Regions from separate parts of the Homo sapiens genome. Here region 1 is linked to region 2. The links are chromatin contacts, found by Hi-C or POLR2A ChIA-PET in ENCODE. All regions are on one chromosome and are shown on one strand. The core of a region is the stretch at or near the end of the contact, and the rest is flanking DNA. Distances in the headings are between cores, read along the strand shown. Region 1 overlaps LINC02757 (long intergenic non-protein coding RNA 2757). Region 2 has its middle 52 kb from the start of LINC02757.

What was found. A loop is a pair of places that touch in the nucleus more often than their neighbours do. ChIA-PET counts read pairs that join two places held with the same protein, here RNA polymerase II (POLR2A). Pooled maps may share reads with other maps.
Region 1: a map of ascending aorta shows a loop between it and region 2 (3-fold over the local background). The contact joins two enhancer-like sites. A Hi-C loop is called at or near these places in 10 of 168 maps with a recorded cell type or tissue (aorta, ascending aorta, cardiac septum and 6 more) and 11 of 50 pooled maps. POLR2A ChIA-PET finds 5 or more read pairs at or near these places in 8 of 52 experiments (HEK293, PC-3, activated B cell and 5 more).

The regions. Positions count from the first base shown.
Region 1 is chr11:76,612,754-76,618,232 of GRCh38, reverse strand. The region is part of intron 4 of LINC02757 (long intergenic non-protein coding RNA 2757); the gene reads left to right. Among named protein-coding and RNA genes, the nearest start is that of LINC02757, 15 kb to the left of the region's middle. Within about 2 kb of position 3,657, at least 8 of the 41 ENCODE cell types and tissues checked have a DNase peak (open chromatin) inside an H3K27ac peak, as active enhancers do; they include ascending aorta and heart right ventricle, where a contact is called at or near this core.
Region 2 is chr11:76,575,439-76,580,538 of GRCh38, reverse strand. No RefSeq gene overlaps it. Among named protein-coding and RNA genes, the nearest start is that of LINC02757, 52 kb to the left of the region's middle. RefSeq lists an enhancer at 806-1,498. Within about 2 kb of position 1,843, at least 25 of the 41 ENCODE cell types and tissues checked have a DNase peak (open chromatin) inside an H3K27ac peak, as active enhancers do; they include ascending aorta and heart right ventricle, where a contact is called at or near this core.

The sequences.
Region 1 (5,479 bases), core at 2,408-4,907, 36 kb before region 2:
AACTGTGAGAATAGGGACGCTGTCTATTTTGGCTTCCACAAAATCCTCCTGGTCAGCATCATGCGTGGCACAGGGAGGGCATTTGATACCTATTTTTGAATTAGTTAGTGAATAAAGGCATGCATGCATGTGTGAGCCGGGCAGACAGGATTCTAATCCCACCCTCCCACTGTCTGGCTGTGTGACTTCTCCTGAACTCTGTAAAATGAGAGCCTTGGATCCAGGGGTGGTTTTTCTCTGTTTCTCTATTTGGATGCAGACCCCACTCTTTACTTGAAATAAAAGGAACCCAGTTTGTAAAGATAATAAAGGGACATGTGTGAGAGAAGGTAGGGTGGGGCCCAGAGGCCCCTCATCTGGGGCACCCCCAAAGTCCTCCAGAGCCTGTTGGACACAGTGTGAAAACCTCCCTTCAGGATATGCCCTACATGCTCTCCTGGCTTGGAGCAGCCCGTGATTCAGAAGCAGCTGATGTCTGACGCTCTTAATTCAGCCCAAATGCTGGAGGTCTGTGTCTTGTGGTGTGGGGGGAGACAGAGGGGCGAATTCCAAAGGGGAAAGCTCTTTCTTTTTCTACCCACAGGAAGGGGGGTGCTCCCTAAAGTTCCCTGCATGGATGAGCACAGCACATCCTTGCTTTCATGCCCCTCATCCTCGGCTTCCAGATCTAGACCTGGAATGGCCCCATCTCCTGGGCCAAGCTTCCTCTCACCCACCCCTCCACCCCTCTCAGACCCAGCTCACATCCAGCAAGGCCCACTGTGCTCCCGCTCCTGTCCCCCCAGTGCCCTCATTTCACCTGGTAGACACTCCCTCAGAGGCTTACAGAGGTGAGCAACTCATCCAAGGTCATGGCAAACGAGTGGCAGAGCACAGATTCAAACCCCAGGCTCTTGACTCCAAGTCCAGGCTCTGTCCTTCCTAGCTGCCAATACGCTAGTAGGGTGCCACAGTTCATGTGAGCACAGGGGCAGGGCCAGCCCACGAGGTGCTGAGGTCAGCCAAGTTCTGTGGCCCCTGGAAAAGGGAAAACCCTGAGGGAGGCCCACCCACTATGCAGGTCCCTGGCAAGAGCCTTAATGCTTCCCCCAGGCAGAGGACCCCTGGCCATAGCGGGAGGGACTGCCCTGGGAAAGGAAGGGAGGGGAGGTCCCCGGTTGGAAGGTTAAGAACATGAACCTTAGGCAGGTCTATCAGGTCACTGACCAGCCTCTCTGAGCCTCAGTTTCCCCCTACCCCCCAGCCCAGTGACATAGGACAACAGTACCCACATCACTGGATTGTTGTAAGGATGAACTGAGGCAAAGACCTTAGCTTTCTGTCCATCTTGGAGTTATCACGTGAATGGGACAGTGATTATTACTGTCCCTAGCACTGGGAATGTTGTCAGCTCGGCCCAACAGGAGCTGCCAAAAGGGTCCCCCATGAGGAAGCAGACCCAGGGTCATGAAAGAGGAGATAGTTGACTTCTGTCTTCCTCCGGGGTCTTTGAGTTCACTGACAGCGCCTTGTTTTAGGAAATATACTTCTCCTGGAAAAAGAGGTGTCTAACATTAGCAGTTTGGAGAAAAGAACTTAGGAGAGTCACTGGCAACTTCGGGTTTGTTTTGATTTTTTTTAAAGCTCAGCTTTCCTTCAGGACATTAACCTCATTGTCTTCACTCAGGTAGGGTATGGATGTGGGAGTGTACTTGGGGTTTGCAGAAACTGCACGGGCTTCTGTGTCACCTTGTCTTGAATCCTGGCTTTGCAAATTATCAAGGGCAAGTTATGTAGCCTATGTGAGCCTCAGTTGCCTCGTCTGTAAATAGACGGAAATGTGATGGTGCTGGTGAAGGGCCCAGCCCCTGGTCCGCAGTGCACCCTGAGTTGGAGCCCTTATTTGGGACCTTTAAAGTGACACCCACACGGTGCTGAGGAAAAGGTCCTTTCCAGGTGGAGGAACCCAGGAGCACTTCCTGGAGGCAGTGGCTGGGCCCAGAAGGCTGGAGAAGGCAGTCCAGGAACAACTTGAACAAGCATGTGGCAGAGGGAACCACAGGGCGGGCAGAGACAGTTGTGATTGTGAACAATAAGATTCTTGGAGGGAGGACCAGGAAGAAGGCAGGGGCGTGCAGTGGCAGGATTCCAAATGGGGCCTGTTTGCCTGTGCCTGTACCCTAGGCTGCTTCTTGGAAGGGCTCCCGGGTCTATTATCAGAGCTCCCTGGGGCTGGAAAGGGCTGAGTGATTCAGGTCTGCCCTGCTGTTGCTGCTGAGCTTCCTGACATTCATGCTGAGGGGCAGGTTCCTGGGGGGACTGGCCTCCCATCCCCACCCTGCTTCAGCCCCTCCAACCCACAGGAGAGTCAAGGGGAGTGGGGTGTGACCCACAATTATTAATCAAACAGCCTAAAAGAGCCAACAAGAGATGCCCACATTTACAATAAAAGTAACAATTCCTTAAACGTAATCAGAGCACGGGTACTAGCTCTGCCGTGGTGTGTGCCCCTGTTGGTCACTTACTGCCCTCCTTCTACCAATGGGAAATGGAGACTCCAGGAGGGGACGTGGCTCCGCTGAGTCTGTGCAGCGAGTAGGGGGCATGCCAGTCCTGAGACTCTGCATCTTCCCCTGGGGATGCCCAGAGGACATCTGTGTGTGTGTGTGTGTGTGTGTGTGTGTGTGTGTGTGTGTGTGTGTGTTGGGGGGATGGGCACAGCAGGGAAGGGACCCCTGCCTGGAGACAGTGATCCAGTGGGTTCTCCCACTCTTAGGGAGGGGTGAAGGAGGCCTGCTCATGGAGGGCTGGGCCCCGGGCCTCCCGCTGCCTTAGTCACAGGTCCCGCAACAGAAGGATCAAACTCACCAGCCCGGAAGTGACGTTAGAGCAAGGCCATGGGAAGGATGGACAGGATGATACGGGCAAGCCCAAGGGAGAGGACATCCCCTGCAGACAGGGCAGCACATGCAAAGATGTGACAGTGAGGCCATGTGGCATGGGCGCGGCTCGGTGTGGACACAGTGGGGGCTTGCAGGGGCAGGTGCCCTGAGCAGTCTGCTGACATACCGCAAGGACACTGAGGCCCAGGAAAAAAAGGGACTGTCTATCTCAAGGTATGCTGGAATATTCCAGCCGGGTCAGAAGGGGCTGCCTTTCCCCTGTGGCTCTGAAGCGATCCCCACAAGGAGTCCTGAAATATGGGAACCCTGGCCATCTCACTGGCATCAGTGCAGGGAGCTCCCAAGGGGACTGCGTCAAGGGCTGAGGCGTGTCTGGAAGGCTGAGCCCGAGCTGTGCTGGTGCCACCTCTGATAACCCATCTCACGTGACAGACAGGATCCCCTCTTCCCCTACCGAGGATCAGGTCTGATTTGCCTGTCATCCCTATCATGGTTTGTTAATGGACAGTAGACTGATTTTTGGACCCAGATCCCCACTGGGAGCCTCTGTGGGACCAAGCTGTCCCCTTTGACTGGCAGCCAGGGCCAGGCCAGACAATGACCAGTCCTTGGACCACTCCCAGGCGTGTCCAGATTTGGCCCGCCAGGACTCCAGGGCAGGAGGGGATATAACGGCCCCTTCCTGCATGGCTCTGACTAACAGCCCCCTGGCTCCCTGAAGCATCATAACAGGGCCTGTTACCAGGGCGACCTTCAGGCTCTGTGGCCTGGGACCTGGGCCCTTGCCCACCCCAAGCTGGCTGCTGGCATTGAGCACTTATGGTGAGCTCTCCCTGGCTCAGCGGGGCTGTAAGAGGAGAATAGGGCAGGAGAAGGCCCTGTCTGTGCCTTTGGGGACATGTAACACTGTGGGGAGAATAGAGAGGAAGTTGAATCCTTGGCTTCTCTCTCTCCCTGAGCCCCTGGTCTCTTGATTTCTCCAGCAGGGACCCTGCATGGATCCAGACCATACCTAAAACTGAACTGCCCCTGGAAAACTGCTCCTTCCCCTCCACATCATGCCCCATCTCAGTGAGGACACTTCCATCACCCTCACACATGCTACAGGGTCTCGGGCAGCAGCAAGGGTGCCTCCCATGCTCTCCTCACCCTCTCATCCCATCCATCACCACAGCCTGCACTTACTTCTGCCTTCTCCCAAAAGCCTCTGGAACCCCCTCCTCCACTCTTCCTCATCTTCGACCTTGGGCCCAGCTCTGGCTGCCTCCTGGGCTGTGTCCAGATTGATGCCCAGCCTCTCCTCTAGACCGTAGACCCCTGGCCCCAATAGGAGTCTCCAAGAGGGTCCCTGTGAAACCTCTAGACTCCTGGCCTCCAGTTTCGGAGATGGCCTCAAGTGGATCCTGGCCCTCACCTCCTGAGCTCCTCCCTAGCTTGCCCATCACACTCAGCTGTGGCTGAATCTCATCCTCCTATCAGTAAAAAAAAAAAATGCATACCATCAATCCAATATATGCATATGCTTATTTATAAATTATATACATATGCTGCCACAGAAATGCTTGGATAAATTTGAAAACATACGCCAATAATAGACACTGGAAAAAGAATGAGAGAAAGATTAAATAAATAATATAATTTTAAAAGTTTTATTTTCACTTTATTTAATGGTATTAAAAAGCCTTTTGCTCTGACTAAATACATTATTACTAAAAATTGCCATTAAGTATGCTTCATTTTTAAATAAAATCTTGCATTAATAAAGTGGTACACTCACTTGAGAATCTGGTACTAAATTCCATGTATCTTTTCACTTGGCTTAATGGTTATTATAGTTGAAAAAATATATCTCACAAAGAGCTGAAGTGCCACGTGGAGGATGTGCATTCTTGACTGCACTTACTAATCACAAGGTGCAATTTTCAATTCTGTGCACAGGCTTTTGGTTGGAATTTGGCTTAACTGATGCCAACCTGTTGAAGGTGTTACTTTTTTTTTTTTTTTTTTTTGAGATGGAGTCTCACTTTGTTGCCCAGGCTGGAGCGCAGTGGCACAATCTCGGCTCACTGCAAACTCCGCCTCCCGAAGGTGTTACTTTTTAATATTTTTGACAAATGAGTTCAAAACACACTGAACTTCAGCAACAAAATCATCTCAAGATTTTATTCAGCAAAGTGTTCTCCCTATAGGGTGACTTTGTTTCCAAAGCAGTTACTTTCTTATTCAATCTTAAAATGTCACCTTTACCTCTGCTATGTATTCATTCATTTTAGCATCTGCTGGATAGCATCCCCTAATTGTCACAGAAGGAGCCAGCACATTTGGATCATTTGTCTTTTCGTAGAAGAAAAAGGCAAATTTCTGCCAGGTGCCGTGGCTCACACCTGTAATCCCAGCACTTTGAGAGGCTGAGGCAGGTGGATCACTTGAGGTCAGGAGTTCGAGACCAGCCTGGCCAAAATGGCAAAACCCTATCTCTACTAAAAATATAAAAATTAGCCAGAATCCCAGCTACTCAGGACGCCGAGGCAGAAGAATTGCTTGAACCCGAGAGGCAGAGGTTGCAGTGAGCTGGGATGGCACCACTGCACTCTAGC
Region 2 (5,100 bases), core at 594-3,093:
CCTGGCCCCTGCACCTCTCCCACAGGTTCCAGGTCACCTTTTTGCCTAAGGAGGCTGAGGGACCCCCAGGCAGACCCCAGCTGTATAGATGGCCTGAGGCTGCCATAACAAAGTACCCCACACTGGGAGGATGAAAACAAAACAATTTGTCCTTCCCTCTTCATATAGGGACACCAGTCATCTTGGATGAGGCCCTTCCTAATGACCTCATTTTAACTCGATTACATCTGCAAAGAACTTACTTCCAAATAGGGTTACATTCACAGGTATGTCGGGGGTGGTAGGACTTCAACTTACCTTTTAGGGGAACACAATTCAATCCATAACAGCAGCCTCATTTCTGCCTTCCCAGTCAGGTCCTGGGACACTAGGGACTGGGTTTACCACAACCCAAGGGAAGAACGGGAGCTCTGTGCGCAAGCAAGCCCCGGCTCATTTCACCACCCACCAGCCTCCAGGTGGGCCCTACCAATGCCAGCATGACGCCAAGTGCAGCCTTACAGCCACCTGTGTAAAATCAAGTCCTCGGTCTACCATTCCCTGGTTCTGAAACCTTGCACAGATCATGCCTGCCCCAAGTCTCAGTTTCTTCATCTGTAAAATGGGAAGTGATAATAGCCTCATAGCCTCACCTGCCTCAAAGGCTTATGGTGAGGGTCAAATGGGATTGTGTCTTTGGAAGAGCCTGGTGTGTACCAGGCACACAGTTGGCTCTCAGGAAATATTAGTCTTCTCTTCCCCAGTGTCCAAGAGCTCCTCAGGGAGACAGGAAGCCCAGCCATGCCTCCCAGTGGCGTGTAAGCCCGTCAAGGGCAGAGCTGTGTCATATGCTTCTTAACCCTTCCATGTATGGTCCCTGCAGCTGTCCCATCTGCATCACAATGTCTGAGGTGTGTGACCCCTGGGAAAGGGCAGCCTAACACCAAGGGAAAGCCAGTCCCCACTGGGAAAGCAGTGGGAGTCTCCACGCTCATATCAGGAAGCAAAGTCTTGACCCCAAGAAAGGAACTAAAAGGACAAATACCGGACTTCTCAGTGGGCAGCCAGCCATGTTCTTGTTCCCCTTCCCCCCTCTTCGGAGTCTGGCCCCATTGAGATTTGGGGATGTTTATTTTTTTTGTGTGGGAAAACGGAGTGGGATAAAATATTTCCTTGTGTCTGGAAAGCTATTTTGAGCCGGGCCAGCCGGGCAATGCTCGGGTGATGGGTGCTTGCTGACCCGGGCTGGGCCCTGGCCTTCCGGCCTCTTCCCTCCCAGGACCCAGAGTCCTGGCAGCAGACCGCCTACGGAGTCTGGATTCCAATCCTGGCCCAGTGACTCATCCTGGGGTGGTCTTGGGGAAGCCTGTGGTGTTCCCTGGACCTCTCTCCCAAAGGGGAGACTGAGGCCTGTGCTGCCCCCTCCTGGGGATTTTACAGGGAATCAGATCGTGGTAAGAACGTGCTGTAGAGATATTTCGCGTGTAGACAAACGACAGGGCTACCGCACAGCCTGTCCAGCTCAAGGTCCCACGAGTGGAAGGAGCCTTATGGAGGTCCCTCTGACCCCCATCTCCACTCAACGGCCATGTCCTTCCGAAGAGTTCATTTGATCCTCTCTCAAACTCGCCTGGCCCTTTAACGCGCTTCCTGCTGTCCCAGAAAGAAGTCAAACTCCCAGAAAGAAGTCAAACTCCACCCCTGATCTGTAGGCCCTCCCCAAGCTGGATGCTCCCTGCCCCCAGGCTCCTCTTTCTTTGTGCTGGGAAACCAGGCTGGCCTCTGTCCCCTCCTCACACTGCTGACTTGTCCCTCAGGAGTCTCCCGGGCTGCACCATATTTCATCCCCACAATGACGGCTCAATGCAAGTGCACCTCACAGGGCCAAGGGCTGGCCGGAAGCGATGCTTGCGAATGTGCCTGCCACACAATAGGACCTTAATAAATGTTGGCTTCTTCCTTCCTTACCAACACACACCCTCTTTTCTTTACAAAATCCTGATGGCATACAAATCCCCTCCAGCAGCTACTGAGGTTGGGCGGGCATGGCAGGAGGGGCAGGAAAGCTACTGAGTCAGCAAGATCCCTGGGATGAGAGACTTCCTAGAAGCCCTGCTCTCTAATCCTCCAGAGGTCTGAGCTCTTCACATCCTCAATAGGTATGGGGTTCTGTCTCCCACTAAGGGCTGGGAGAAGGGCAGGTCCCAGGGGGAGGCAGGAGGAGCTGGAGACTTCTTGATTCTGAAGGTGAGGCAGGTGCAGATGAAGCGGAGGGTCGCAGGGAAGAGAGGAAGTGCTCCCACCTAGGAGTTTCAGGACAGCCCCGTGGGGGCTGCGATGAAGGGAAGGAGGCATCCAGAGCCCTGGAAGTTTAGGAATGTCTGACCTGAAAGCCCATATGGCTCCTCCAGGCCCCAGCTCTTAAATGTGGCCCCAGGGCCAGCAGCATCAGACCCTGGAAGCTGGTTAGAAATGCAGACTCTCAGGCCCCGCCCCAGACCTGCTGAATCAGAATCCGTGGATTAACAAGGGCCCAGTGCTACGTGAGTACAACTAAGCCTGAGAAGCACTGTCGTGGCAGTTCCTCCGTTTTACAATAAAGAAGCCAAGGCTCTGAGAAGAGAGATCTACCCAGGGTCCGACACTGAGTCAGTGAGAGCTGAGCCCGGAGGCCCGGATTCCTGGCCTGGCCCTATTACCAACCGAGGTATCATCTGTGTGCTCTCAGAGCCTCAGTTTCCCCTGTGGGTCTTTGAGATGGGTTGAGGTAGCAATATAATCAGGTGATGCAATCAATCACATTTATGTTCTCACAGCTGCCTGGTGAAACAGGCAGGCCAACAGATATCATCCACAGTCTACAGATGGGGAAACGGAGGCCCATCAGGCAGTGGCTTTCCCAACATTACCAGCTTTAGCTGCTTTGCGTTGCCATGCACAGCTCAGGTGACTTGAAATTTGCCCTCTCAGTCCAGCCTTCCTGTCTAATGGTTCTTTCAGCTCCTGTCAGTTTTCAGGGGCCCTGGTTCGGCTGACAGCCAGCGAGCATGTCTGCTGCTGATGCTTGGATGCCCACATTCCTGGGCTGTGACTGGGAGCAGCACACCCAGAGCTCAGGCTGGGGGCACCCAGAGAGGTTCCGCTTGGCTGCACGCCCTGGGGCCTGGCTGTCTGGGGAGTGTCAGGAAGGCTGTCTCTAGAGGCTGATATGGCGGGGCTGGCTAGGGTATAGACTCAGCCAGGCCCCGAGGGAAGGCCTACCCCTGCATACTGGGGCAGGAAGGATGAGGGGGCAGGAATGAGCCAGGGGTCAGTGGCTTCCCAGGGAAGAGCTGTCTGAAAGACCTTAGGCTAGAACATCAGACCTGGCTAGATTTTTGTCCAAACTCTGTCACTTATTAGCTGTGACTGGGGACAAGTCACCCATCATCTCTGACCCTGTTTCTTCATCTGTAAAGTACTTAACACAGTTCTGGCACATACCTCGGGAGCCTGCAATGTAACTCTTAAGGAAGCTGAGACACTCCTGGTTCAGTCTCAGAGTCGCATCGTGTTTAAGAAGCACCCCTACACAGAAAAGCCCAGGAAGACACCATTCTTCGCTTGATTCTCTCGAAGAGAAAAATGAATCTAAATATGCAGTCCAGGCTGGGCGCGGTGGCTCTCGCCTGTAATCCCAGCACTTTGGGAGGCCGAAGTGGGTGGATCACCTGAGGTCAGGAGTTCGAGATCAGCTTGGCCAACATGGTGAAACCCTGTCTTTACTAAAAATCAGCCGGGTGTGATGGTGGGAGCCTGTAATCCCAGCTACTCGGGAGGCTGAGGCAGGAGAAACACTTGAACCTGGGAGGCAGAGGTTGCAGTGAGCTGAGATCACGCCACTGCACTCCAGCCTGGACGGCAGAGCAAGACTCCATCTCAAAAAAATAATAATAATAAATAAAATTAATATGCAGTCCATGCAGCACTGAGTCCACTTTCTCCTCCTGTCCACTTCTATCCTAGGTCTGGTTTGGCTCCTCTCTTCTCAGACTCCCTGAAAACCCCACCCCCAAGCTATTCAGCAACTTCTCATCATCTCCCTACTTTGCTCCTCTCACTTCCAATACTTTATCATGTGAATCCACTTGGCCTGTCATCCAGCAATAGAGAAATTAAAGGGGAAGACTGCTGGGTCCCTCATAGGACTGGCTGGGGGAGGACCAGCCTGTGTTAGTGACCTGTGTCTCATCCCAGTTACCGCTATTATTTACAAGTGTGACAGGACAAGACTTATTAATGTATGAGAATTCAAGCCTTCTTCTAACTAACCCCTGCCAACTGGCACATCTCCACCCTATTTCTTCTCTCCCTTCCCCATCTTTGCCCTTTATAGAGGGCCTTACAATGCTAGATAGGATCTTTTGGGGAATAAAGAATTGAGAATTGAGTTGGGGAGCAGAGAGGAACCAGATCAGAGGGCAGTAAGGAGGGAGAAGGACTTGGCAAAAGAGGTGAAGCCTGTTTGCTTTCTTAAGAATACAGGAGGGGCCAGGAGTGGTGGCTCATGCCTATAATCCCAGCACTTTAGGAGGCCGAGGAAGGCAGGTCACGTGAGGTCAGAAGTTCGAGACCAGCCTGGCCAACATGGCGAAACCCTGTCTCTACTAAAAATAAAAAAATCAGCTGGGCATGGTGGCGGGTGCCTGTAATCCTAGCTACTGGGGAGGCTGAGGCAGGAGTCAAGGACTCCAGTTCAAGGAGTCACTTGAACCTGGGAGGCGGAGGTTGCAGTGAGCAGAGATCACACCACTGCACTTCAGCCTGGGTGACACAGTGAGACTCCGTCTCAAAAAAAAAAAAAAAAAAAAAGAATACAGGAGGGAGAGTCAGGCATGGTGGCACACATCTGTAGTCTTAGCTACTCTGGAAGCTGAGACAGGAGGATTGCTTGAGCCCGGGAGTTGAAGACCAGCCTGGGCAAAATAGTGAGACCCCCATCTCTTAAAAAATAAAAAAATAAAAATAAATGAAAGAATGTAGGAGGGAGGTTTTACTACCACCCAAGATATAGGAAGCTAAAAAAAGCATTGCTCCCATCCCAGCAAGAAAAAGCCAGATAAACTACAAATCATAACTTTT